2 separate regions of the Homo sapiens genome follow, and region 1 is linked to region 2. A link is a loop called in an ENCODE intact Hi-C map of the cell type or tissue named here. Cell type or tissue: endothelial cell of umbilical vein. All regions are shown on one strand. Links, peaks and the distances in the headings refer to the core of each region. The heading gives the core; the rest is flanking DNA.

What was found. Hi-C counts contacts between places; a loop is a spot of excess contacts. Peaks named below come from ENCODE experiments on the same cell type or tissue, not always from the same donor. Only the 100,000 strongest peaks of a DNase experiment are listed, where the experiment ranks them.
Region 1: it touches region 2 in a loop (11-fold over the local background); 2 of 110 quality-filtered maps call a loop at or near these places.

Annotation. Positions count from the first base shown.
Region 1 is chr18:42,924,904-42,936,928 of GRCh38, forward strand. All of the region lies in intron 3 of RIT2 (Ras like without CAAX 2), which reads right to left. Among named protein-coding and RNA genes, the nearest start is that of RIT2, 180 kb to the right of the region's middle. In endothelial cell of umbilical vein, for the core only: no CTCF peak of the experiment used is centred there; DNase peaks (open chromatin) are centred at 6,798 and 7,878; H3K27ac peaks cover 2,082 bases.
Region 2 is chr18:42,639,710-42,651,734 of GRCh38, forward strand. All of the region lies in intron 7 of LINC00907 (long intergenic non-protein coding RNA 907), which reads left to right. It overlaps LOC124904351 (a long non-coding RNA gene), which reads right to left and starts at 11,426. Exons shown (of 2, transcript XR_007066454.1): 1 at 11,319-11,426; 2 at 9,808-10,115. In endothelial cell of umbilical vein, for the core only: no CTCF peak of the experiment used is centred there; a DNase peak (open chromatin) is centred at 5,272; H3K27ac peaks cover 2,037 bases.

The DNA of each region.
Region 1 (12,025 bases), core at 1,983-9,982, 290 kb after region 2:
AGTGATAAAGCTAATAAATTCCTGAGTTAATAAGTGAATTTCACCAATCATTTGCAGTAAATATGGAATAAATGCAAACGGCTTTTGCATCGGTTTCAAGCAATCATTTCTAAGTTGCAAGAACTGGATCACAGACGTGACAAGAGACTTGTCCAAAGACCAACAGCAACATGATATAGAGTTGGGTCAAAAAACTCATGTTACCTGACTCACACTGTATCATATTACTTAGCATTAATTTTTATTTTAACTCAATCCTAACTTTCACAATGTGAGTGAAATGTACTAATATGGGAGAAAAAATATTCTATTGGATCCATGTTTCATTCCTGAACCAAGATTGAGTAATAAAATATCTGGGATCCCTCATAGTTCTGACATACTCTGATTTTGAAATCCTATGTCGCAATCAAAACCCCATAATTGACAGGACTTGACTAGAGAAGTATGGACTGAAAATGATAACATGTTTCTCAAACTCATAATTACATTTCTTTGGAAAAGAAATTATAAAATCATCTTAGAAATATGTTTGATCTTTAGGAAAACATAATTAGATCTGTTGTGTCAGTTGTATATGATTAAAACAATAATAAAAATGCAAGCTAAAATGGAAAAGATCCATTTTACAATTTAAAGTTTATGCTACTTTCTGATTATTATTTTCAGTACTAAAGTTTTTGATTTTCAATCGTCTAGTCCTTTTTGAAAATTAACAAATACAAATATTAGCAAAATATTTAAATGGTACAGATATATCTAGTACTAATTTAGTTTTCTTCTCACCTCAAACTTCTAATTTTTCTTTTCAAATGCATCAGTTAATAGCTTCTTTAACTTTACACTACTGTCTGTGTACATACAAGCATATACATATTCCTTCTTCCTTTATACATCATTCTAAACTCAATGGGAAACATAATATATACCTTTAATTAAAATGTAGCAGCGCTAATATACCTTGGAAACTATTCTATATAAGTATATATAAATATTGCTTATTCTTTTTTATAGAGACATCATAATTCTTTTTATACATGTACCATAATTTATTTAGCTACTTATCTATGAACAGGCATTTAGATGGCCTCCTTTTATTCTTATTATAGACAATGCTGTGATATTTATTCTTAAACATCCATATCACACAGATTTATCTATACCTGAGAAAATTTATCTATACCTGAGAATCTTTTTGGTCTAGTATTTCTAGACCAAAAAGAACATACATTTTACTTTTGAGAAATATTGCCAATCTCAATGCCAAAGACATTGTATCAACAATACTTTTTCCAACATTATATAAATGTGACCAATTCTCCTCATTTTCAACAATGCTGCTTATCAAATTGTTCCACTTTTACAAATTGTAGAATTGAAACATCATGTTCCTTTCATTTGTATTTATTATTTATGTGTTATGATCAACATGTCCTATGACATATTCATTTATATGTTGTCTTCTACATATAGATTTTATTTTGTTGTGAAGAATGTAGTAGTTGTCTTTGAAAAGGGTTGGTTCTTTTTGTTGTTCAACTGTATATTGTTTTTTAAATTTGAACTGAAGGAATATATTTCTATGTGAGACATAAGAAAAAGAGTAAAGCATTTGACTACTTCAACAAAAATATACCATAATGAATGACTAACAAATTTGATAAAGTGTAACAACCTGTTAGGAAGACAAGCAAATTACAGAAGGCAACATTCACAGAGAATATTGGATGATTGAATAAATAAAAGTCCAACAGTTATTGTGCTTGTTGACCAGATTCAAAGTCACACACATATCACATTAAAAATAGATATGTCAAGGAATAACATCTGATCTAAATTGGAATCTCTAGGTATGAAGTTCCAGCATACATACTTTAAAATTTGGATGATTTTTGTTTTGCACCTCTCTGTATGAATATATAACTGAATGTATGCTCAAGAGTGGTCTTTATATTCCAGAAGCAGAGAAAGACAGTCATAGTACATGACCTCTAGGACTGTTACTTACTTAGAGCATGTTTTCTGACATGTCACATAACCTCTCTGTGCCTCAATTTCCCCCTTTGTTAAAGATGGATTAGGACACACACTTAACCAGTCTTACAGGGCAGTAGAAAAGCTCAAATGAGAGAAGAGATGTTAAAATGCTTTGATGAATTTTTAAAATACAATACAAATCAAGCCTATTATTATCTCTGGTACAAATCTGGCAGAATAGAACCTTTCACTGGGAGAACAGGCATGAAATCCTCTTTTAGCTGCATTAAATATAAATGTGGCAGTGTTTTTTATGTAAGCTTAATCAGAAAAGTATTAAGCTTTTTTTTTCCCCAACAGAAAATCTTTCCACCAATAAAACAGATGTAATGAAGCTATCATAATGAATGTGGAGGATATTTTAACTTAGATGACATTTTCTATACCAACTCTTTACACAACACGTATATATGTTTCCATGTGGATGTGGTGTGTGTGTGTGTGTGTGTGTGTGTGTGTGTGTGTATGTTTTACTAAAAGATGCAGTAGAGGCTGATGGGACTCAGAGATTTGAGCAAAATCTCTTTACTATGTATCAACTTAATAATATATGATAAAGAAATCACTTTAAAAGGAAAAATGCTGTGTTCAACATGTTGCTTCCGTCTTCATTCACCTGTGAATTAAAGATCCCTATACTTTCTGTTTGATGTATCCTGAATGTTAATATCTTCTTCATTTGCTCCCTGCTATAAATGAAACTTGTTGGTTAATTATTCAGGAACATTACCAGATTCCATCTGCTATCTATGAGTAGCAAAATATTTATGAAACAGACCCTTTGTATAAAATGCTACAAATATAAGCATTTCTAATATTTTCAGAGCTATTCTGAATACAACATTCCAGTATGATCAGTTGCCTTTGATATACTCCCTTGTATTAAAATTGTGTGATAATTTTTCTATATTCAGAAAATGAATAAAGAATTTTTGATGTATCTCATATTCCAGCTTCTTGATTATCAGAGTAAGAATTTTAAGCAGGTATTAGAAAATGTAGGAACTAGACCAGCTCCCCGTTGCATTCAAGTAGCAGTACTACAAAGATATGAATGCCTCACTACATTCAAAAAGCACTAGCACTATATTCAGACCAGGTTATTAGCAACTCCCAGTAAGGGCACACAGATAGCATTACATATACTGATCTGAATCCCTTTTGGCCATCTCTTTAATAAACCGCATGTCCACATTTGTTCTCCTTATGGAAAAAAAAGTAAATTAATAAGTCCGTCAGTCATACACCTAACACTGTACCAAGTGGTAGGGCATATATATATATCTGAACTTGTCTGGGTTGGAGAAACACAACCAAGCCAAGATAAAATGAATGAATAATAATTAAGATCTAAATGAACTGTGGGGTTGAGAAAACGGCAAGAACAGTTTTCAGAGGGAAGGCAAAGAGGGCTTGGTGAGGGAAAAGGATGTGATGTTCTTCCTTAACTTTATTATTTGTACAGAGCTCCTCAACTTTCAGGTAACCTCACTTCCAAAGATTATGTATAGTCACTCTTAAATAGCCTTTCATAGTACAAATTCATCATTTGCATAGTAGTTAATCATCTAAGACCTGCTTACCCTTCAATAGTTGAGTTTTTGGAGGGTGGCATAGCACAGAATCATGTGATTGTTGTTTCTTTTATTTGTATCTTTTAAATGAAAATACAGAAAAAATTATAAAGGATTAAAGTCTAGGTATCATGAATTTACTATAATTTTTGCAAAGCAAAAGGATTGCAATAAGTAGGAGTGGTAGTTTCTCAGTCTCAATCTGATGCCTTAAACTGGTTATGTCAATTTAAATGAAAACGAACAAAGCTTTTATAAATGCCAATAATATGAGGTCAAAGATTATGCCTAAAAGTCAAAATATAATTAACAAATACCATTTTACAGTTTTCAGAGAAGATAATCTATCATTTGTTTTTTGGTATTTGACACATATTTTGAGGAATGCATTTTATCATGGAATACTGCTTGCACTTTGCCTAACTCATTCATCAAATATTTATTGAGCACTTATATATGACAGGCATGTAAGATTTGAGATTGCTAAAATGAATACATATACTAAAACTAAAATATGGAGATATATATATATATATATATATATTTATATGAGACAAATAAAAATTAGAGCATCAGAACCAGGATAGAGTGAGGAGACAGAGTTTGATTTACAATTTGACTCTGAACGTTTAAACAACCCAAGCTACAATGAAAACATGATCAATTATATCACTTTTGTCATCAATAATAACATATTAATTTGACACAAATCTCCCCTAAGCACTGATTGCTGAAGGCAATTTATCTTCTTGGGGTTTAGATAGCAGACAACATCCCCAGTGTCAACCAAACTAGATCTGCAGTATCAGGTTCTCTAAGACTAACCTGTAATTGTGGTTTTCAATGTAAGCCTTGCCAAACATTTCATAGTCATACTCAATAATACTGACGGAAGCTTCAAGCAAGATAATATAAAATTATTCTGTAGAAAATGGTTCTTGTGTAATAATTGAGAATGATATTTAAAATCTTTTTAGTTTAGTTGTTGGCATTGAAACTGGAGGCTTGAAGGGTACTTGGAATCCAACTATAATGATGGCTCCTGGAAAACTCTTAACTAAATACAATTTGAATAAGCATTAAGGTTGTAATGCAGGAATAGCTGCATAATTTGTAGATCCCAATGCAAAGTGAAAATGTGAGGCTACTTGTTCAAAAATAATTAAGAATTTCAAGACAGCAAGAATAAAACATTAAAACAAGTGCAATGCCCTTCTGGGCTTGGGACCCTGGGCAGCTGCAGCAATTGCCAGCTCATGAAGCCAGTCCCATTGCAATGGGATTAGCACAAAATAACAGCCAGGAGCACATGTGAGGGGAACTCCAAAGAAGACTCCATGGACAGGTGCCCCAGAGAGAACACTGGCAATTATGTTCAGAAGCCAAGTCACTACTGAAGCATCCTGACCTCAGTGAGGAACATAGGCCTGCGCAAAGATGGATGTTCCAGGAGTTGAGAGGTGTGGAGTTGTGGCAAGACGGAGAGTATAGGGTGACAGACTGGGATAGGCCCTTAAGAAGAGAAACAATGCTACAGAAAGAGGCGTTAGTATGACTCATATAAAGAGGTGGTATGTTCTTGTTGCCAAGTGAGATCAGACTCTTGAAATCCCTGACAACCAGGTTTTGGGTTTGATGCAATAGGAAACCAAGAACTCAGGAGATTTTTGTCAGGAGGAAAGTCACAAGCAGGCAGCCCTATTTTAGTAGGATTAGTCTGGCAATGGTGAGAGTCACAGTGGAGGAAAGGGCCACTGAAAGCAGGGAGAAAACCATGAAGGCTTTCACAGTAATTCTGAAGTGAGGTTTCACAAAAGGAGAAAGAAAAGGGGGGAAATCCTTGAATGAGAGGTCACAATAAAAAAAAATGAAGAGAAAAGAATTATGAAAAAAGGACATGAAAAACGTATCTCACATTAGATATAAAAAAACAAAGTATAGAGATATTAAATGAGATGGTCGAAGTCCTAGAGCTATCAAGTAGAAAATCAGAGACACATTGATACCACTGCCTCGCCAAGGAAAGAAAGAATTAAATTAAATTAAATTAAATTAAATATGGTTCCAGTTTTTGTAGCCCTGGATCTGGTAGTTGTAATGACAGAGATCAGCTGATTGAGAAAATAAATAACTTAAGGGCCATCATGTCCCATACAGAGTTCTACTTGTCTAGTGAGAGTTAATATTAGACATCCAAATGGAACCATCCATAGATAACTGGAAATATGGCTTAGGTGAAAGATTAGAATCTAAATGGGGTAGTTGTGACAGATTCAGGGGGCAAGACTTTTTGACTGAATATGTGAGTTGGAAATAGGGTACAAATCAATTAGTCTGGATCAGTTTGGGGGGACAAATTCTTTTTGTCCCTTCTTTTTGAGAGCTGGAGCTTTGCCTCCGTTTGAAGTATTTTATCTATTTTAAAGGAGATTTTATAAAAATGGTTTTTGACAGCTTTCTTCTAGTTTTGTTCTCTTTTGCCAGGCATGCACAGTACTGAACTGTCCTCAGATTTTGGCACTTATGCCTCTTTCTTTTATTGTAATTACGTGTGTTTTACTCTCATTCCCATCACTAGACTCTAACCTACCTGAGCATCATATTCTCCAAAGCACTAGGGACAGTGCCTGGATCAAAGCCCAAAAGATAATTATATTATCACTTGGTTAATTACTTACTTTAAGCTAAATGTTTTTAAATATGTTACTATTCCCTGGATGATATGCACTTTAAGGGGAATGAGGATTGGAGGCTGGAGGATGAAGATAAAAGGGAAAGAGTATCAAATCCTTAAACTAAATGGATAAAGCTTTTAGTTACTTATTCATTCCTGTACATGTAAAGCCAGGTCTAGTTTAACTTTTAGATAAGCCTATATCCCACTGAAATCCACAACAATTATAAAGCAAGTTAATGTTCCTTATTTCATTCTCTAGCATTAGTCATTTGTCTTACACTAAGAAGGGAGGAGGAAAGAGGAATCTTACTGTATTTGGATCAAATTTTGCACCAAAATTTCTTTCCCATAGAAGTCTGTTTGCCTTCCTCTTTCTATTTGACTTGTATTTTGTCAAAGATTTAAAGTTTCATGACCGCCTCTGGGGGGTACAAATCCACTAAAAGATATTTTTAATCGCAGCTGGCTTCCTGTTTATCCTGGAGGTCACTCATACTGGGAGCTGTTTTCCTGCCGATAAAACCTACAGGAATGTGTCTTGGAAGAAGCCAGCATAACTGTGTTGTGAAAGGATTTCATCTACTGCAGTTTAGTCATTCCCAATGTGATACTGAAAGGATGATCTCAACAAAAATAGAGTGAAATAAGAAAATCCACATGACAAAGTTGCAGTTGCTAATTGATTTAGAGTATCAGATAGGATACTACTATAAATAAGAAAAATGATATGGGACTCATGCACACACATACCCACACGTGCTTTCTCTGAAAAAGCTTCACCATCCACAATTAAATTCATATTTCTAAATACTGAATACAAAATAAATTACTATTTGGTTCCTCCTTCAGTAAAAACCAAATGATCTTGTTTTGCAATAAAAAGAAGAATTTGTCTCCAGATAATTATAAAATTTTACAGTTGTATTGAGAGGCCAGCACTCCCTCATGATAGAAATGAGGAAAGTGGTCATTGGAGCAGATGTTTGTCCTCTATAACATCAGAAGTACAACCAGGAAGAGATTACAAGGTTCTTGACCATCATTAAGTGCTGGATATACTTCATCCTCCAGCTTAGTTACACCTCCTGAGTGGCTACTGTAACCCCACGGTCTCCCTTTTCCAATCAATCCATCAATGGGGGGAAATCCATCCATTTCACTATCTGATTACTCTTCTTTAAGTACTGCATTTATTCTGCAGCTCTTCTGTCTCCAAAGGTCCAGTGGTTACACACTTACTTTCACATCAAATCTATACTCATCAGCCTGATTTTAAGACCCTATATAATCTGATATCATGCTACCAATCAACTTTATCTTCAGTTAATATTGAATATGCCCTCTCTAATGGGGTCACTTCTCTCATGGCCTGATCATAAAAGCTGTCTCTCTTACCATTGTGCCTTCAGACACATTATTCCTCATACTTGAACCTTTTCTAGGGAATCGAGAATTTAGTGATTATCAAATTTTTTTTTTGCAGATGAGAAAATCAGAGCCCAGAAAGGTAGTGATGATATCATTTTCTCATAGCTAATTAAAATACTGCCAGCTCAGAAATTCCAGTTTTCTAATCCCTTCTACATCACATGGGTAGCTTTCCTTCCTTTGCCGTGATCTGAATCCTGTGCATGCTTCTTAGTCAATTATATTCTTCCTGTTTTTTTTTATTAACCCATATCTAACAAACCCAGCCTTTATTGAGAATAATTTTTTTGTATATTTTCATCACTTATGAACTTAAAAAATTAGCAATTAATTATATCTTTCTTATTTTCTTTTTATTCAAGGAATTAGGTTTGTGACACTAAGCAAATGTTAAACATTTTAGAGTACAACATCTATGCTTAAACTGTGTTTAACACTTATGTTGCACTTATATTGCTTGGTAGATTTTTAACATTAAAAAATTCAATTAAATTGCTGCCATTTGAACAAATAAATGCCATTTAGAAAAATACTTTGATGTGCTAACTCTATGATAATGTATGTATTCTGGAACACAGGCATAATAAGCAAGCTTCTAATAGTAAAGGAGTTTGTGAATACTAATGAGGTACATCATCCTAGATAAATCTTTTAAGAAAATTGGGAGAAAAATGTTTTAAAATTTATATTGTTAAAGGACATGCCTGTACAATGAAAATCAGCAAAATTTTTGTTCCCAAGTCAGTCAATATCTTTCTCTCTTTTCAAAATACATTTGTAACCTTGTGAAATGGTTTGGCTGTGTCCTGGACAAAATCTCATCTTAAATTGTAGTTCCCATAATTCCCACATCCTGGAAGGGACCTGGTGAGAGTTAATTGAATCGTGGAGGCGGTTACCTCCATGCTGTTCTCATGATAATGAGTGAGTGCTCATGATAATGAGTGAGTTCTCATGAAATGTAATGGTTTCATAAGGGGCTTTTGCCCTTTTTGCTCATTCTTCTCCTTCCTGCCACCATGTGATGAAGGACATATTTACTTCCTATTCCACCATGATCGAAAACTTTGTGAGGTCTCCCAGCCATGCTGAACTGTAAGTCAATTAACCTCTTTCCTGGCCGGGTGTGGTGGCTCATGCCTGTAATCTCAGCACTTTGGGAGGCTGAGGCAGGCAGAACACAAGGTCAGGAGTTCGAGACCATCCTGGCCAACATGGTGAAACCCTGTCTCTACTAAAAATACAACAATTAGCTGGGCGTGGTGATGCATGCCTGTAATCCCAGCTACTCGGGAGGCTGAAGCAGGAGAATCGCTTGAACCCAGGAGTCGAAGGTTGCAGTGAGCCGAGATCACACCACTGCACTCCAGCCTGGTGACAGAGCAAGACTCCGTCTCACAGAAGAAAAAAAAAAAAAAAGAAAAAAAAAAAAAGAAACCTCTTTCCTTTATAAATTACCCATTCTCAGGTATGTCTTTATTAGCAGCATGGGAACAGACTAATCTGCCTTGCATCCTGCATACAAATATAGTAGGAAAAAATTTAAATATATAGAAAAAAATCATTGTTTGTTCTATATTATTTCAACTCTTTGCAGTAACTGTGCTCAATCAAATAATTTGGTTATACAAATGTAATTGTGTTTCATTGCACTTTTAGACTCAGGTGAGCTGTTCCATAACACAAAAACATCATCATATCAGTTTGGTAATTTTAGAATCATTTTGATCCAGTTATTTAAAATACAATAATTTTAAAATTGCATATTCAACTACATTGGAAAAAATAGGATTTCATTATTAGGTTAGAGCCAGGAAAAATATGGGGATAATGGAGAATGATGAGATAATGAGGATATTTGAGTTTTAAAATTATCAAGGCTGGTTTCTATTATGGTATTGTTTGTGAGATGCCTCAAGATGGATTCACTTGGGAAGTTAATAGTTTTTTCAAATTGTTAGTAAGTTGTAGTAAATATAAAAAGTATGGATATATGAATATCATGTTAACATACAGCATGGATATTAACATCATATGATATCATATGCATACATATAAAACATAAGCACAGATATTAATATTGTATAGCATATGTTTTATTATTTTAAAATGTATTTTGGTGCCTAGGACATATGATAATTTTAAACAATGCTTTTCTTAAACCCTTTCTATTGCAGCAATATTTTAAAATCAGCAGCTTCCTGTTCAAGACAGTGAGCAATTTCTCAGTCTCTTGCCCCTCAAAGTGCAATTGAAATCACAGAACTATTGTTATTATTTGATATCTATACTACCATTGGAAAACAAAATGATGGTAACAGTAACTCAAAATTTCTGGAAAATTAAAAGTGAAAGCAGAAAAAAGCGATAAATAGAAAGAGTCCTAATGAAGTCTTGGGAATCGTCAAACACAGCATCATCAACAAATAGAAAAAGTCAGAGTGTCTGTGGGTAGTGATCAGGGTAATTAAATAAAGAAACAGCTGGGACAAAGAAAAAAGAAACACCTTTCCCCTACATTATCAGTTACTGCCTTTACCACTTGTTCAAAACCCTGAGGACCCTGTTAAGGAAGATACAAGGTCTAACTGTGGGATATTCTGGTGTTAGTGTTGGGGCCTCAAGAAAGAGAGCTGAGCAGATGCTGAGATGACTCCGAATTGCTTCACTAGAGAGTGGTGTGCGGCAGGGTTGAATGAACGAACAAGGACACTGCTCAGTTAGGAAATGTGCTAAGGGAATCCCCTATATCACTCTACAGCAGAGACACTCTCTCCCTCATTTTTTGTGGCAGTCTTCTGCCTGCAAGTCTTTCAGATTTTAGCAAACATGGATACCGCAGGGTTGGTTAACAGCTACGAAGCTCTGGACTCACCCATCCAGCACTTATTAGATGGTGTCAGTGCAGTTGCATGGGGTGCCTCTGCTGGATCCTAAGATCGAAGAGAGCCCGGAACTTGTCTAGTGTGTTCATCTTTATACAGTCTTTGTACAGTGTCTGCTATAAGATATTAGACATATTGTTACCAGAAGGCAAGCCTAGGAGGTGAGATGTCCAGGTTCTTGGCGTGTGGAACAAAGAATTGAACAAAGTGCGCAAAGTAACAAAGGAACGAAATGGTGAAAGTAGGGATTTACTGAAGCTAGAGAACCCTCCACAGGGAGGGAGCGGGCCCCAGCAAGTGGCTCAAGACCCCGGTGACAAAGTTTTCTGGAGTTTAAGTGCCCCATTTTGAGGTCCGGATTGGCTATCCACTATGCGGATGAAGGATTTGGCCTGTGGCCATTTAGAGGCCAGAGTGGATTTGGCGCCCTATGCAGATGAAGGAATGGCCTGCATTTGGCCCGCGGGCAATCCAAGGCAGTTTCCTTTTACATCCGAGATACAGTGCGAAAGGGGGTGGTGCAGGGAGCAGCTTTTGATACTTTGTTACTGGGGCTTAGAGAGATAGGGATTTTCCTTTCCCTTTAGCTTTAGGAAGTGATCACAAATTGGCCTTAGAGTCTCTGCCTCCAGACCCAGGTGTTTTCCTTTTTGATCCAGCTTTAGGAAATTAGCTCCAGTTGGCCTTCAATTCCCTGCCTCCAGACCCTATTCTCCTGCCTCAATATCATATGCTAAATAACCAAATAAATAAATAAACAAACATTCTGTATCACAGTATCAGGTGCACTATCATTTAACTGGTGAAATTGCCAGGACACACATAGACTTCCATTTCCTAACCAGCTTTTGCCATAACAAAAGTAGAACCCAAACTTTCATCACACTGGACAATGTTAAGTTTCCTTTTAAGTATGTGAAACAACACAGAAAAGTTCAAGAGATTGTTGTTAATGATGTTGTTTCAGTTTCAGAGAACTCATAAACAGGAACCATTCTGAGTAATGTTGGACTGCTGAAGTGAAGAAACAGAAACATTACACATCTTTCTAACTACTCGGAAACTTTTCCTGACTCCTGTTCATTCTGTGGTCTCTATCTTTTATGCACTATCATACTTAGAACACCAATTTAACCCTTAAGTATATATCTCTATACTACATGTGGCATTCTTTACTCCGCCTTCATATCACGGTGAGTACATGTGATGTAATTATGAGAATGTGGGCCAGGCACGGTGGCTCACGCCTGTAATCCCAGCATTTTGGGAGGCTGAGGCGGGTGGATCACCTGAGATCAGGAGTTCGAGACCAGCTTGACCACCATGGTAAAACCCCGTCTCTACTAAATATACAAAAAGTAGCCGGGCTTTGTGGTGCATGCCTGTAACCCCAGCTACTCAGGAAACTGAGGCAGGGGAATCGC
Region 2 (12,025 bases), core at 1,418-9,417:
GACAAGAAACGACTGGGGAGAAAAATAGCCAGAAAGGCATGTGAATAAATAATGAAACAAGTGAAGAGATATTTAAAAAGGAGCTTGCTTAGAGATGCAATGGAATGAAGAACACTGAAGAAGTGTTGCTCACTAGAGTAGCTACAGGAAATGAGAAGAGAAGCGAGTGTTAGAAAGGATAGGGATAGTTTGTGGAAGGGTAATACGTACAGCAAACATTTAAAGATGAATAAATTGTTGTAATATAAAGCCAGGTTCAATATCTATTAAGAGCAAATAATATGCTTTTGTCCTGAAATTCCTTGGATATGGGACCCAGAAGTAAATGGCAACGAGTCATCAAATACTAGATCAAAGCATCATCTCATTGTATGATGTGTGTTAATAAACTGATTTAAGTATATGCCATCTTGATTTTACAAACAATAATAGGAGTTGAGTGAGAAGTGCAGAGTAGCAATTTGATAGAAATTATCCATTGGTTAGGTAGTGTGAGAAGTCCTGCTGGAGATAAAATGAAAGAACAGGTTGTGGACTGCTCATGCTGAGACAAAGCAAATAATCCAACTGAAATCAGTGTGTCACCACTGATATCCCCAGACCTCATGGGGAGTAGTCTTCATTCACTTCCCTATGCCATCACCTGCATGACTCAACCTCCCCACCATTGTTGCTTTCTCTTTTTCTTCAACAAGTATAAAGCTCTGCAATTAGACACACACAATGACTAAGAGCATGGAACTTGCAGTCAGATCTAATGGTGACACAGAAAACAAATATGTAATTGGTCAGTTAATTATTTAAGTAAATGCTATAAAAGAGAACTACAGCTTGTTAAGATAGTATATAATTGGGGCGGGTATGGTGGCTCATGCCTGTAATCCCAGCACTTTGGGAGGCCGAGGTGGGCAGATCACCTGAGGTCAGGAGTTCGAGACCAGCCTGGCCAACATGGTGAAACCCCGTCTCTACTAAAAATACAAAAATTAGCTGGGCAGGGTGGTGGTGCCTGCAATCCCAGCTACTTGGGAGGCTGAGGCGAGAGAATCACTTAAACCCAGGAGGCAGAGGTTGCAGTGAGCTGAGATCGAGCCACTGCACTCCAGCCTAGGCGACAGAGCAAGATTCCATCTCAAAAAAAAAAAAAAAACAAAAACTAAAACAAACAAGATAGTGTATAATTGAAAAGCTAATGTGGACTGGGAATTTGAGAAAGGTGTTTATCCACAAGTAATGATATTTATGCTGAAATCAGCCTACTTTATGCTTTTAGCATACACAGAGTTACCCCCTTCTTTCACATCTCACCCAGTCCTTGCCCTTCCTGTCCTCTACGTGGAATTCTTCCCAGGGTTCCTTATGGTACATTGCCTGGTAACTATTTTGAAATGTTTGACTATACCTAAGCTTCGAACAGATTGGAATGGTGCACATCTAAGTGTTTGTTAATATATTCCCTAAGAACACACCATTTACTTTGTGCTCTCAAATATATCACATAACATTAGAGTAGAATGTTTTAGTCAAAAAAAAAAATATAAAAGCTTGCAACATACAATGGAAGGCTTGAGGTAGAGAAGATTGAGTATCACCTGTTGCCATCATCAATGTGTGGTCTAAATGACTTTTAGTTTAATATAATAGCTGCAGCTAATGTAACTAGCAGTGAATTTTAAATATTTTCTCATTGAAAACTACTCAGCAAAATTTTTCTGTTTTCAGCATTATAGTGATTCCTCAACAAGACTAAAGAAACAGCATGTGTAAAATACAAGGTTGAGCACAACATACTCAAATGGTGCCAGGAAGACTCATTTTGGCTGACATAGGGCACTGTCTTACTGCAAGGAAAATAGAAGGCAGTATGGTATTGCAGTTGGGAGACTAGGCTTTTGATGCTGGAAACTGAGTTAAATTCTGGCTCTTTCTCCCACTGCCAACATAAATGTTCATAGGTTACTTACTCAGTCTGCCTCAGTTTCTTCATTTGTAAAATAGTGATACATATTATATCATCACAAGGTTGCTTTGAGGATTTAATGGAATATTGCAAGTATAACAGCTCAGAAGAGGACTATACTAATACAGAATATTACTGCTACAAGTGATTGAAGCCCAATTTAAGTTGGCTGAAAGAAATAAACAAATAAAATATATTTTTGGCTTAGATAAAAGAGAAGGACAGGGGTGGGGTTGAACTTCAGGTCTTGTGAATCTAAGAAATCAAATTACCTGTCTCAACTTGTTCCATTGAGTCTCAGCTTCATTCTTTCCTACTGCAAATAGATCTCTTCTGCTTTTTGGAAGACATGACACAGGTTCTTTTAGACTTAATACCATCTTTCCTTGTCAATTGTTTGTACTTGGGGCATACGGTCACATGTTGATTTTATGTTGAGTCTCGCTAATGTCCAATGCTGATGTGAGTTTGCAGAGAGACGATGCCCAGTTAAATTTGAATTTCGAATGAACAGCAGATTTGTTTGTTTGAGACAAGGCCTCACTTTGTTGCCCAGGCTGCAGTGCAGTGGTGCAATTATGGCTCACTGCAAAGTCAACCTCCTGGGCTCAAGTGATTCTCCTGCCTTAGCTGCCCCCAAGTAGCTGGGACTACAGGGTAAGCCACCACACCCAGCAAATTTTTGTATTTTTAGTAGAGACAGATTTCTCCATATTGCCCGGGTTGGTCTCAAACTCCTGGGCTCAAGAGATCTGCCAGTCTCAGCGTCCCAAAGTGCTGGGATTACAGATGTGAACCACCAAGCCTGGCCAAACAGCAAATTTTTAAAAAATACATAATTTCTCATGCAATATTTGAGACATATTTGGACTAAAAATTGTAGATAATTGTTTTACTTATCTGATTTATTTATCAATACATTTTTTATTAATGGGTTCTTTGTATTCTGACAGAAATACCTTGAATATGTTGCTGGGCTCTATCTTGCTAGCCTTTGTAGTAACTTATTAGATAAGATCTAAGATAATGCCACATTATTGTTCTGTCATGCTTAACCCACAGTCGAGCTATAAGAAATGCTTATGCAATCTTTGTCCTGGTTAATGCTGAGAGTGTAGGTCACCAGTTTCCCCAACTCTTTTTTCCCCTTAAATGTTAGATACCTCATTTGTCCCCACTATTTGTCTCTTGTCTTTAGCATTTTCAGTCTGCAGTCTGGCATGATTTCACTGCACTTTTTCTCCTACAGGTGACACATATTACATATTCAGAGAGGTCACATTGGATTTCCATTCTCCAAGCCTGAGGTAAGAAGCAGACACTCTCTACCTCTACCCTTAGGAGAAGAAATTCTCAGCAAAGAAACACCTCCTTCCATGAAAGTGTCTTCAAATTCTTTCCATCTCCAAACCAAATCCTTCTATTCTCTATACTCCTTTGATTTTTTTTTTTTTTTTTGAAATTTGCATTGTGTTGGGAAGCTCACTTTGGTGCATTTTATCGTTTCTATCTTGGTGCTTTCAACACAATTCCTAGCTTAATATCCTGTCCATATGAAATAACACATAGGAATACATAATCTCTAAATTGTCTTCTTTCACTGCTTTTCTACATTATCTGGGACAGCTTTCTGCTGTTCTGTTCTGAGTGATTTTTGTCCCCCTAAATGTTAGATATCTCATTTTTGCTATACAAATTTTTTCTGGTCTTGAAGTTTATTTGCAAATATTCTTATTGTAACATCAGAGGAGTTGTCACCTAGTGACTATAGGAGCTACAAAGAAGCAAAATTATTTTAAAAATATACAAGAGCATGTGTATCCACAGTGGATGCATCTTTCTAAAAAGCCATTTTAAAAAATATAACCTTCCTTAAAATTCTCCAAGATCTCCCATCGCTTACCAGATAAGGTATACAATGCTAAATAGGACATTCATACATTCCATGATGTGGTCCTTGCTTATTTCTCTCATTTTTACCCTTACCCCTCCTCAGTGTGTACCTTCTTTGAGGCCATTATATTTAAATGCTTTAAGCTACTCTATGACTCCATGCCTTTGCTTACTCTGCTTCATTGTCTTAAATGCCTTTCTTGGTCTTATTCAAGTGGCAAAAAACTAGTCAGATTTTAAAACTCAAGTTGAAAAATCATCTGTCCTAAACCGTTTTTGTTGAGGTTCTGTCACCCCCCTCTCTCAGAGAACTACAGTCCCCTCCTCTCTGGTCTGTGGACCTCATTGATTCTCGCAAACACTACTGGGATGACTTTACAAAAAAAAATGATTTTAATTATTACTTACTTCTATTTGATTATAAATGTCTGTCTTCCTCTATCAGACTCTTAATTCTTTGAGCCAGAATCTATATAAATTTTCTCTGCAACCCCAGCAGCTAGTTCAGTATCTTGCACATGGCATATGCTCATGTAATGTTGTTCAGAGAGTAAATTAATAGTGTGTGGGATCCCCTTCCATGTGGTCACTTTGGGATGGAACATCATGCTTCTGCTAATGTGCCAGTAGCCAAACTATTTGGGGAAATTCTATTTTGAAATTCAGAGCCACTTCAGAGCCATACAAGAAAGCAATGTTAGTCTTAGATAGCTTTTTGTTATTGGAGAGAAAATAAAATATACTAAAATAAAAAAAAAAATCAAGTCCACCTAGAAGGTAAGAATTGAAAACCTTTAAGAAGATTCAAGTAGGCATTAAACAAGAATTATATGAAAAGGAGGAAACAGCAGAGATGAATGTATTCCTTTAAAGACAGCACCCCACATTATATACTGGACTACTGATAATGTTTTTCCGATGAAAAGTGCAATCTTTGTTTCTACAGTTATAGAGTACTGATTTAATTTTGTTTTCTACATTTTTTGAGTAATGTTTGAGAATATCTTAAAAGGTTACGTCCATTTTCTACTAAGTATTATAGGATCCGAGTCCATCTTAATATATTACCATTTGCTTCTTGTTGAAATAATAAAATCAACTATAAATTTTTTATAAAACTTAAAAATATTGTATTCTTGTTTGGTAATCTCAATATATGAGAGAGATTGAACATACAAATGGAATAATAACCAGACCACATACAAAACTAGAACTCTGACTCATTGCCTGCAGGAATCTGCCCAGGAAACCAACCCTTTATCTACAATAAACAACCAGAAAGCCAACCTGCTATAAATCAGACTTGCAGGTAGCCAGATTGCTATCACTAGCAACAACACAGGAAGCTAAACAATGATATCTATAACAATCAGCTCTGAATGGCCAGTCCTTGATTAATAACTGACAACTTTCCCGACTTTTGTCCCTGCTTCTAACTTAGGACCAATCACAGAGAACCATATATGTAGCTCCAAGCAATCACCTAGGTTGGCTCACGTGTATTTGGCCTGCGTACCACTTTCCCATGCCAATAGCTCCATTGGGGCACACTGGAAGCCTTCCCCTTGTTTCACTATAAAGCTTTCTTTCCCCCTCTCCTATCTGCCTTTGAGTCTCTGCCAAAACACAAGTAATAGTGACTTACTCCCTTGCTATAGCAAGGTCTGAATAAATAGACTTTGCATTTCTTACTTGGTTGGTTTTCACTTATTTCTATATATGTGATGCTCATATTTTTTTGCTCCTTCAGAACGTGATAAATATTGGACAACTTATGATTATTCTACATATTTTTGTCATGAAGAAATGTGTGGAAAAATGACCACAATTAATAGAATGCTTCCTTTATTTTTAGACTACAGAAAACTATATTTAGATTCTGATTTAACATAATAGCTCTTCTCAGTTTCTTCTTTTGTATTTTCACCGCTCCTGATTATCTACTTGCTAATTGCAGTTTTAATTATACTCTCATCTCCAAGGGTCAGGAACCTTTTTGAGAGAAGAAAAAAATAATAAGAGTAGTTAATATCCTGTTCACAAATAAACCCCAAATACTTTGCATTTTTTGTGAATCAGCAGTTCCCAGTTCTTTCTTTGCAGCCTATGTTTGAAAATTTACCTGACAGATGAGGAAACTACAGTGAAGAATATTTTAGTATGCAAGACACTAGTGCTGATCGATGGGAAATTACTGGGTAAACTGCTGTGATTTGCAATCTGCAAGTAGCAGCAGAATAGAATGCCATTCTGGCTTAATTGTTCCCCTTGGTAGCTGGTGTCCGTGGGATGCTACTCTAGCTGTTTTGAAATCACCTTATTCCTGGGAATTATGATCATGAGATCTCTTCACAGCTAGTCTGCTGACTTGTATATCATGTTAGATCAAACAAAATGCTGTAAATGCTAGCTAAGTTGGGAGCTCCAGGCTGTTTGTACTCAATTACAAATGCTATGTGAGTTTTATTTTTCTTTCTGAGAATGTACTTAGGAGAAGATAAATACTCTTTGAACTTGAGTTGTCTAGCTAAGACCTACTATGGTGCTTAGATTATACTTCTATATGTTTTGCCCTTGAGAATCTGATGTGGGCTGTAGTCAACAGAGTTTATTTAAAAAAAGAAGCAAAAGAAGAAAAGAAAGAAAGAAAGAAAAGAAAGAAAGAGAAAAAAAAGAAAAGAGAGGGAAGAAGGAAGGAAGGAATTATTCATTTTAAATCAACAAGAATTTTCTAATTTTTTTCTAATTCTCTCTGTCAGTGTGCCTTTTTGCTATGTCAAGTTATAAAGGAATTGAAAAACGCTTATTCTTTGAAGAAAGACCTGCAAATGAAACAAAGATAGAAGGCTGTATATATTTTGTCTTTTTATGCAGTCTCTCCTCTTTCATTTTGACTCTTTAGAACACCTGCACATGCCCTCCAGAAACAAGCACCTCTCTCTCTTGAGGTTTTCCCTTCACTGTTCTGGCAACTGAGTCATTCAGTACTCTGAGCACAGTGCTCCCTCTTGGGCAAGGCACCAAATGCCAACACATTTTATCCTTCTCCCCAAACCAAAACTTAACTCTATTCCTTTGGGGCATCTCCTTATGAATTTGGTTACAAATCAATTTATACTTAGGTGTTTAGAGATAATCCAAGTTTACTCACTATACATTAATATATATTTTAACAATGGACTCTTGAGAAAGGCCATGGTTCTTCATAATGGGAATTTAAAGCCCTATTGAAAGCCAGCAAGGGAGATGTAAGAGGCTGTTGGCCTCCCCTGAAATGACATTATGATAGGCCTTCTAACTTACCTGTGCAAAGCCCACCCTTGACCTTGATGTCATAAAGAACCAAATATGATTCCAGAAAGTTTTTGAAGGCTTTATTCCTCAAAACATAACCTGCCAAAAAAAATCCATAGAATATCCAGAGTGATGCTTTGATGTGGTCTTATTCTCTCTGAGTTGTTATTTCTATCTCAGGTACTCCATCTCTAGGTACTTCTTCTGAAGATAGCAAATCATTCCAGAAAGGGACTCCCTGCACACCCTCAGCAGGAGCTAAAATCTTGTGTGTTCTCTGTTCCCAACACATTTGAGAGAACTGAGATCTTGTTTGTAGAATTAGGATTCAATTTACCTGTTTCTGTTTATTGGTCCATCCCTTGCTATGTTTGTAGTGTGTACTGTGCCTCTATGGGAGACTAAGAGTAGATTTCAGATACCTCCTGCTCTGGCTCTATTCTGTTCTTTGGGCTTCCTATTCAGCATCAGCACCAGGTCTATGGGATGCAAACCTTCTTTTTAAGCTAGGGTTGCTGACATCTGCCTTCCTAGCACAAGGGGCTTTGAGTCACACAAAATTGAGATCTGCAGCTTCATGGTGTGACCTTGGCTAGTAGATTAAACTTTCTCACCATTATTTTGTTTTCGTTGTTGATTTTCAAAATGGAGCTAATAATAGCTACTTTATAAATATCTTTGCAAAGTTTTAGAGCATTGTAAAATGCATAGCCTGGCATATATGCTTGGTGCTCAGTAAAAATGTGGTCCTCCTGGCTCTGCTTTTCACCTTGCTAATCTCTTTGATTCTAAAGACAGATAAAAATTAACAAAGCATCTTTTTTTATGAAGCAAAAAGCACATAAAGTTAAAAAGTGTTAAATTATAAAACCAGGTCAAAGAATTACTTCAATTTTTCTGAGTCATTACTGAAGGAGTTAGGATACATGAATATGCTATGATTGAATTTATAGGTGGTATCAAAAGGATACCTGATCTTGCAAAAATGACAAACTATGTGTTGAATTTTGAGGAGTAAAAAATAAACCACTAGATGTGAAGTTTTTCCTTTACTGATTGTGAATCAGCTAGAGTCAGGAGTCGGTGGACTTCTCACTTCAAAGTTATGGAATTTGTGAAGCTTGTCTTTGGTATCCCTTCCTGATTTCTTTTCTCCTGTTACTCTTTCTGTTTTTTCACATGTACAATGACCTAATTTCTCTTCTCTTTCTCCTTAAAAACTCAAAAGAAACCAATAACAGTTATTCAAATAGCAGTCATTATAAATCACTAGTTTCCAACACTCAAGGACCTTTACATTTTCAACATTATATATAGGAGTAGAAAGATTGATCCCTAATTGAAGGGAATTGAGCCATTTTCAAGTACAGCAAGAAAATACTTAGAGTAAAACAGAAGCCCTTTCCCAAATTCCTGAAATAAACCACCAGTAATAATCATATTTGACTTTTCTTTTATAAAAACCACTGATCTTTGAATCTGTCCCATTGAAAAGATTAGAAGATTTGAATATGAGCATGGGTGCTTTAAGAGCTATGCATGCCCCTGAAAAGATCTAGAGAATAAAGTCCGGTACCTGTAAAAATAACATACTGTTATACACAGCATGTCCAGATATAGAACAGCACAGCTATGTAACAGTTTCAGTAACTGTAAAATTAGAGTAAAATTATTAAATATAAAAACATAGGATGACAAATGTGAATATGCTTTAAAATCATTTCACATCTATGGTACTGAAGCAATGGAGATTTCATGAATCAGATATCAGCATGTTCAACTAATATATGGACTTTTCAGGACATAGGAATAGCTCTTCCATCTTTTCACTTGAAAATAAGTAAAAAGATAGTAAGCTTGTGTTTTTCTGCAATAATATTATTTATTTGGTAATTTATGTAGTAAAATTACACAGTAACAATAATTGCTTTAATGACCCACTTTCATTGTTTTGACACACAGAAATCAATTGTGTTCAATACAAAGAAATGTATTACATAGAACTCAGTATTTCCAGATGAGCTCATTTAAATAAATTTGCTTACAATATTTAGAACTACACACACACACATCCCACATCAGTTTTTGTCCAGGATAAAGTTTGTATGACTGAAATGATAAACCCTGAAATATGATTGAATTGGATTTCCTAGTTGATTTAAGGCCTTACTGTTGGTTTAAGTACAGTCTTTTTCTTTGATTGGAATTGTGCTTATATGGACATATCTGGTGCATATGCTTTTAGGTATGCACGCAAGTCTTAAAAAACTAATTTATATTTGAAAAATGCAGAAGTACTTTTATTTATAAATGTATGTGTGTAGCAATAAGGCAAAGTTTCTTAAATAGATAATTAGCCTAGGAAGTGGATATGTAAGAATGAATATTTATATTAAATTTCTCACTCTTTCTCTGCAATAGACAGTTGGCCACTAGCCTTAGATAGCCAAGACTATTTTTATAGTCTATATTCTATATACTAAAGAGGTGCAAATGTGGGAATCTTGAATTTAAGACAGCAGGTAAGGCTACTTATAAACCCATGAGATTTTAAAGATTTTACTCTGTAATTATACAGACTTCTCCACAAGTAATTGTTTATATAAAGAGAGAGTTTCTTAGTCCATCCCTGCTGCTATAACAACATACCACAGACGGAGTAATTTATAAGCAACAGAAGTTTATTTTCACAGTTCTTGAGGCTGGGAAATCCAAGATCAAGTCGCCGGCAGATTCAGTGTCTGGTGAAGGCTCCGTCTCAGCTTTTTAGACAGCTCCTTGTTGCTGTGTCCTCACATGGCAGAAGGGCAAAAAGGCATAGCTAGTTCTCGCCAGCCCTTTTATAAGAACATTAATCCCACTCAGAAGGTCAGAGCCCTTATGACTTAATCATCTCTTAAATGTTTCACCTTCTAATACAATCACTTTGGGGCTGAAGTTCCAACATAAGAATTTGGAGGACACATACCTTCAAACAATAGGAGAGGGTTAGTTATTCAGTTACTCAGTATGTGTTGAACATACTATGACCCAGGCACTGTGCCAGATATTCAGAAGACAATGGTGACTAAGAATCCAATTCCCAACAATAAGGAACAGGGTTCAGGGAAAGACTGATGAGAAAGCAGTGGTTACAGAAGAGATCAGTGTTCTGTGATGATAAATAATGAAACATATAATGCAGCTACTTTAGGGAGTCATTGAAGACATTCAAGAAGAAACAAAGGATAAAATGAAACAAGAAGATGGTAGGAACAATAAAGTCATGAAGAAGGCTTTAGGTAGAAGGTGAGGATATGCTAAGGCTCAGAGAATTCCAGGGGATCCCAACATACTCAATACATTGTAAAGTAAAGGGGAAAATAAGGGCCAGGTCGTGGAAGGTCCTTACACTGACCTAAATAATTAAGATCGCATGCTGTTACAATAGACACCATGGAAAGATTAAACAGGAAAATGATCCGACAAGGCTGGACCCTTAAAAGATTACTCAAGCTGCAGCATGAAAAATATATTATTGGGGATCAGGAATTGGGGTGGAAGATACGCTGCTTCGAGATTTTGTAATTTTGAAAAGAGTATTGGGAGTCTGAAATCAGATATTTTACTTGTAGTGAAAGAAATGCAAACATTTCAGAGGCACTGTAATTAAGTGAAGGGAATAAAAAATGGTAAAAGCGGCCAGGCACGGAGGCTCACGCCTGTAATCCTAGCACTTTTGGAGGCCCAGGCGGGCAGATCACGAGGTCAGGTGATCAAGACCATCCTGGCTAACAGGGTGAATCCCCGTCTCTACTAAAAATACAAAAACAAAATTAGCTGGGCGTGGTGGCTGGCACCTGTAGTCCCAGCTACTCGGGAGGCTGAGGCAGGAGAATGGCGTGAACCTGGGAGGCGGAGCTTGCAGTGAGCCGAGATCGCGCCACTGCACTCCAGCTTGGGCAACAGAGCAAGACACCGTCTCAAAGAAAAAAAAAAAAAAAGGTAAAAGGGAAAACTGGTGCCTATTTTTCTGATTTAAGTAACCGGTTTCATAGTGGCATTGTTTAAAGCAATAGGCAGGATTTTAACAGGTACTATTTATTAGTCAGGGTAATTAATGCTAGCTGCTTATATTAAAAAATCTTAAAGCCCAATGGCATAGGAAAATTGAAGACTTGGTGTTGCTCACCTCATAGTTTTGATAAAGAAGACAGAGTTTTCCTAGTGGCCACTCAGGAAACTTGGCTTCTTCCATCATTTGCTTATTCTATATCAGGAACTTTTGATTCTATTTGCACTGGGGAAAGACAGAGAAAGAGACATTTTAAAAATACTTCTATGCCACTGTTTTTTAAATAGTATATATTGTTATCCTGACTAATATAAAAGTGGGATGATACCTTTGAATAACACTTTAAAAAAATAAAAATAAAAAAAAACTTTAAACATATGACAAATTTTAGTGATTAGGCAGCAAGCAGGAAGAAATGTGGCATCAGATTTTGGGAAAAAAATGCCTATACATGTTATACAGTAGCAAAAAAATTGGGGAGAAAAAAACACTATTCCCTGCAATAAAGTGAGAAGTGAACTATATGCCACAAGTGAACTGGCAGCTTTAGGTAGAGTTTGTTAGATAGAACCTTCCTTGTATATGTTTGTTGTCTGTGGCTGCCTTGAACAAGAATGTACAATACAGAGGAGACCTCAGGAGACACTTGGCCATGTTTCAAGCAGAGAGAGAACAGAGAAAGACCAGTAATTTGGGGGCTTGCAGGGCTGAAGAACTTGACTTTTTATAGACCCCAAATAATAAGACATGGAGTTTTAAATGGTATTAGCAACAAAGGATTAGTTATATTTCTCAAGTGAATATTGAGGGTCTTAGAACAAAGG